2 separate regions of the Mus musculus genome follow, and region 2 is linked to region 1. The links are chromatin loops, found by intact Hi-C in ENCODE. Cell type or tissue: left cerebral cortex. All regions are shown on one strand. Each heading gives the region's core, and the rest is flanking DNA. Links, peaks and the distances in the headings are about the cores only.

Region 1 (2,814 bases), core at 116-2,615:
ATGGAATTAAAACTAGAAGTGACATGAAAAAAACATAGAACATCCTTGGATGATATGGTATGGCCCTCATAGACCCATGTGTTTGAGTTCTTGGCTCATAGGGAGTAGCACTATTAGGAAATGTGGCCTTGTTGGAGTAGGTGTGGTCTTGCTGGAGTAAGTATGTCATTGAAGTGTGGGTCTTCTGTGCTCAAATCATGCCCAGTGTGGCACACAGTTCCTTCTGCTGTATCAAGATGTAGAACTCTTAGCTCTTTCTCCAACACCATAGCTATATGGATGCTACCATGCTTCCTACCATGATGATAATGGATTAACCTCTGAAATTGTAAGCCAGCCCCAATTAAATATTTTTATTTCTAAGAGTTGCCGTGGTCATGGTGTCTCCTCATAGCAATAAAACCCAAACTAAGATAGATGGTACCTTAGAATACATGCATGACAAGCACATCTAAGAAACAAGTACCAATCACTCCTTTAAGTGGGTGACTTAATTTTCCTGGAACAGCTTTGCTTACCTGTAAAATGGATATGATAATAGTAACTATCTCAGTGCTGTTGTGGGGACTATGGATAAACTTAAACAAAAGAATTGTAATCATGAACAGCCATTGTTCTTATGCATTGGAGTGAGTATGCTCACTCCTAGGTTACTGGAACAAATGACTCACAAAGTTAAAGTTCAAAACAGCAAAAGTCATTTCTTTCACAGTTCAAGAAGCCAGAAGTCTAAACATAAAGGCATTATCTGAGCTTGTTTATTCTGGAGAGCGAGTGCATATTCCAGACACCTCTCCAGGGGAAGATACTGCACAGCAGCCCTTTGTAAAGGTGTCACCCCGGTCTGCCTCTGTTGTCAGTCACTGACTGCTTCCCTACCTTCTGCTCCTGTGTCCAGGACTCATCTATAATGGCATCACTCACTATGGGACCAATGGCTCACCTCATCCAGCATGGCCTCAACAATTTCAGCTGTAAAGACTCTCTATTCAAGTGAGATCACTCTATGAGGAGCCAGGCAGATAGAGTTCAGGGGGACTCTTCGCCTGCTGCATGCAGTTAGTGCCATTCCCACAACTTCCAAACACTTAAAGAGCAAGAGAGAAGAGGAGAGGAGAGGAGAGGAGAGGAGAGGAGAGGAGAGGAGAGGAGAGGAGAGGAGAGGAGAGGAGAGGAGAGGAAATTCATGCTTCCAAGAGGCCATCTTGAATCAAAACCCATCACTGCCAGGGCTTATAGACTTTTGTTTGTTTTTTGTTTTGTTTTGTTTTGTTTTGTTTTGTTTTGATAAATAATAAAGTGCCAAAAAAGGGTAATTCACAGAAGTTCTACGGCTATGTTCCTGATACTGATACTTTGGCAGAAGTATCACTTTATATAAACAAAATGCAAACTCTTTTTTGTTCAATCAATAGTAAGCAAGTATTATGTCTCTCCCAACTCCTGTGTAAGCTATTTGTTTCCCTGGATTTCTGTAGCAATTGGGCCTCAAGTGATACTTGAGGCAGCTTTTGAAATGTGCCACTAGAGGGCGCGGGGGGTGTATGTTTGTGCTTGAGATGCACAGCGCAGGATAAATGAAGTATTTTTGTGCTGCTGAGTTTGAGCTGTATGTTTGTGATTGCAGGGTAATTTCATCTTAATGTTGACAATGCAGCTTTCACTGCAGATCAAAGCCAGATAGCATAAATCACAAGCTGTGTTCCTATTAAAAGCATATTGTCTGATGGAGACGAGACTCTATCCAATAACAATTCAAAACTTCCTTTAATCACGGAAGTTCAAATGCTGTCTTTAAAATTGAACTTTGGCACAGTCAGAACGGGCATTGCATTATATATGGAATAGCTTCTAAAAATAACTGCGGTGCAATGATTTGAGGAGACTGAAGATGTAAAATAGGTTTCAAGGTTTTCAGCCTGGAGTATATGGGCTGACCTCTCAGCTTTGTTTCCCAGAAAATGTGAGCATCAAGTAGCTCAGAAGGGTGACAGGCTTCAGAAAGATAGTAGCGATGATAACAAACACATAGGTCCTTGACATATATTAATTCATTGAATTTGCACAGCAATCTTTTCAATGTGGATAGCTCATAGGCACGTTTACTTTACAGATATACTAAAGCCCATGATCACCAAGAGGTACCAAATCACTAAATGCCTTTTGTCATGACTGCATAAAGAAACTAATGATGCCAAATGCAGAGATGGATGAGGAGCGACTGAAATTATCACACACCACAGGAAAGAATGCACAAAGATTCAGCCCTTTGGAACAGCTTTACCATTTATTATAAAGTTAAATACATAGTTACAACCTGGTACAGACTTCCCACTTCTAGGCAATTATCTAAGAAAAACAAAAACGTATTGCCACATATTGAACATTACATGAATGTTTATACCTACTTAGTTCATAGGTGCCTAAAATAAGCAACTCAGAAGTCTCCCATTTGGTGAATAGAAAAGCTACTCTGCATGCAATGGAATGTTGATTAAGAATGGAAAATGAAAGTATTCTCACCCAAAGGATGCTAAAGAAAAAAGATGGAAGATTCGAAGTGCTAATTATAAGAATAGAGAATGATAAAGGGTCATCACAATGTAGGGAAGGAAGAAAAATGACTTGAGTGGCATTATGGAGTTTGGGCGGGACAATGACAGTATTCTAAATCTTGATGGTAAAGGTCACATAGCTATGCTCATCTAAACGCATAGAACCATGCACAGAGGAGTGAACTTTCTGGTATGCAGATCAAAAGTTTTGAGTCAGCATAAACAGTAAGTCAGACTCCTAAAGCGAACTGACTGACAA
Region 2 (2,814 bases), core at 243-2,742, 66 kb after region 1:
CCATTTGAACCGAAGTCATCTGCCCGGGAGTGAAATAATAGCGGGGATATGCTGGTCTTGAGGACAGAATGTTCCATTGTGGTCGTTAGAGACCTCGAGGGTGAGGAGGAGCAAGTCAGTAGGCTTGCTTTATACTCCATCAGCAAGTGCAAAGGCAGGAGATCAGGGTCCAGGAGGAAGGCTGGTCTGTAAGTTTTGAGCGACCCTGACTGGGGCAGGAGGAAGATAGTTGATACTGGAGTTTTTGTGTCCAGCAGGTGACTTACAGGTGAAGGCATAGGGTTAACTGAATGAATTTACAGGGAGATAGCCCGGTAAGAAATCACTGATGCCAGGGGCTTTAGCTCATAAAAAAAAAGGGAAGAATAAGAAGAAGAAGGAGAAGGAGAAGGAGGAGAAGGAGGAGAAGGAGGAGGAGGAGGAGGAGGAGGAGGAGGAGGAGGAGGAGGAGGAGGAGGAGGAGAAGGAGAAGAAGAAGAAGAAGAAGAAGAAGAAGAAGAAGAAGAAGAAGAAGAAGAAGAAGAAGAAGAAGAAGAAGAAGAAGAAGAAGAAAGAAAGAAAGAAAGAAGAAAGCGGGTGTCCTCACTTTTGATCCAATGACTAAAGTTAAATTGCTAAACTGTCCCCAAAATGCAAAAACTCCCTTTAGATATGATTCCAACCAATATAACGACATTTCTATCTGCCTAAAAAAATCCTCGATCCTTTGTTTTCTTGGTACCCTAAATTTTGTGGTTCAGAACACATGCTTAGAACTCTTTGAAGAAACAGAGCAGTCCCTCAGAGTTCTCCACGACCTTTCGCTTCTCAACAAGACAGATGAGTTGACGAGCACGGGCCGTATAAAGTCAGGACCATGTTATTGGTTGCAATGCTCGTTTTCGGTAGTCCATTCCTCGGTTTCCTTGAGAATGCTCTAAATGCAGTGATCGTCCTGGGCCTGACTGGGTTTGACTTTCCGAGTTAGAGACAGCACAGCCGGTTGCCATTGACTTCGAGGTGGGGCTGCGCTGGGGCGTGGCCACCGAAGAGGCGGGGCCCAGACTTCCGGGCCCCGCCCCTTCGCGCCGTAGGCAGCTGCCAAACCCCGGTGCGTGGATCACGCGGGCCGGAGCCGCTCTGGGCATGCTCAGTGGCCTGGCAGGTGTGGCCGCCTAGCAACTCCAGGTCGGCCCTAGCCGAGGGGCGGGTGAGAGGGAAGTGGGCGGGGGCGCGGGCACGGGCACAGTCGCTGGAGTGGCCGGCGGCCGCGGGGCGCAGGCCTGTTGGAAGCCCCCGCGGGCCGGGCCGGGATGAGCTATGGCATCGGTCAAGGTGGCCGTGAGAGTCCGGCCCATGAATCGCAGGTGAGTGGGGCCTCCCGCCCCCCACCCTCGCCACACCCCAACCCCGGGCAGCCCCGCTCAGAGGCCGGTCTGGATTGAAAGGGACAAACCCCTGACCCACCTGGCCGTGCCAGTGGCCTTGGCGGTCCTGAAGGGCAAAGCTCTCCCGCGTTGAAGGGGACTCTGAGGGGAAGTGTCCGCGAGGCCGGGGAGATTTCCATGTACAGTCCCCATCCCAGAACGTGAGGCTCTCTTGCTCGCCCTTTAAAAAAAAAACACCAAGGAACCACGTTGGTGAAGTGAAATACTTGGGGGCGATCATGGAAGTGTGAGGGGTTCCCCGAGCTGTCAGACACACGCTCACTTGTGCCAACTCCAAAGTCTCTGTTAATCATGTTACCTTCTAATCTGGAGAGAATTTTCAGGTCCTTGAACGTGAACCCATCGTCTAAACAGAAAGTTAGCAGTTCATAAGTTAAGGTTTACATGGGGGATGAGGAAACTTCAACAAAGTTTTGACTCCTCGAAAGGAGAGTTACGTACGTGCACGTGTTTGACTCAAGTTAAGGGGGCACAAAGTGAGAACACACTTAGTGTGTAACCTCTTATATTTTTCCTACAAAGTAGTGCCTTGCATCGTGACTCTCCTCTCCTCATTGACTGAAAACCATTTTCAGCGACTTCCTCATCAGTTCAGAAAGAAGCTTTGAGAAAGTTAACTTTTGAGAAGGTTAAATGGGCTTAACCAGAGAATGACGTGCATATAAGTGAATGCCCTCCAAGTTGACGGGCGTAGGGCACACAAAGCAGTTCGTGTTTATTGCTGTTTCAGTTCTTGGACATTTGACTTGCCATATGGCTGTTCTCCCTTAGTCATGCTGTCTACTTCAGGAGGTCAGTGTTTGTTGGTTCTGACAGCCAGTTAGGGCAGCAGATTTTACTGGACTCTCCTGAGTCTATTTTTTTTTTTTTTTTTTTATCTTCAAGTAGAAGAACCATTATCATGCTGTAGATCCATAAATACCAGTGCTTTTGAAAGTCAGTGCATTTTGTGTGTGATTTTCAAATTACCTCTAAAACTTTTTAGGGAGTTTGACTTGTGTGTGTGAGTGAGTGAGTGTGTGTGTGTGTGTGTGTGTGTGTGTGTGAGTCTCAGGAGAATATTTGTTTCTTCACATACCCAATCAATACAAGATAAATAGACCCCTGGAGTCTTTTAAATGTTTTGTTTCTATTTTTAAGCATTTATATTATAAAAGGTTTTGTTTGTTTGTTTGGTTTTATTTATTTGCTTATTTATTTGTTTTTGGTTTTTTGAGACAAGGTTTCTCTGTGTAGCCCTGGCTGTCCTGAAACTCACTCTGTAGACCAGGCTGGCCTCAAACTCAGAAATCTGCCTGCCTCTGCTTCCCTAGTGCTGGGATTAAAGGCATGCGCCACCACTGCCCGGCAAGAGTTTTTTTTGTTTGTTTGTTTGTTTGTTTGTTTG

The links. A loop is a pair of places that touch in the nucleus more often than their neighbours do. Peaks named below come from ENCODE experiments on the same cell type or tissue, not always from the same donor. Only the 100,000 strongest peaks of a DNase experiment are listed, where the experiment ranks them.
Region 2: it touches region 1 in a loop (2.1-fold over the local background); 2 of 42 quality-filtered maps call a loop at or near these places.

The regions. Positions count from the first base shown.
Region 1 is chr2:142,966,177-142,968,990 of GRCm38, reverse strand. No RefSeq gene overlaps it. Among named protein-coding and RNA genes, the nearest start is that of Kif16bos, 65 kb to the right of the region's middle. In left cerebral cortex, for the core only: a CTCF peak has its summit at 1,522 (motif pointing right); a DNase peak (open chromatin) is centred at 1,540.
Region 2 is chr2:142,899,857-142,902,670 of GRCm38, reverse strand. It overlaps Kif16b (kinesin family member 16B), which reads left to right and starts at 1,207. Exons shown (of 26, transcript NM_001081133.2): 1 at 1,207-1,346. The coding sequence starts at 1,300. In left cerebral cortex, for the core only: no CTCF peak of the experiment used is centred there; DNase peaks (open chromatin) are centred at 1,083 and 1,523; H3K4me3 peaks cover 1,614 bases; H3K27ac peaks cover 925 bases.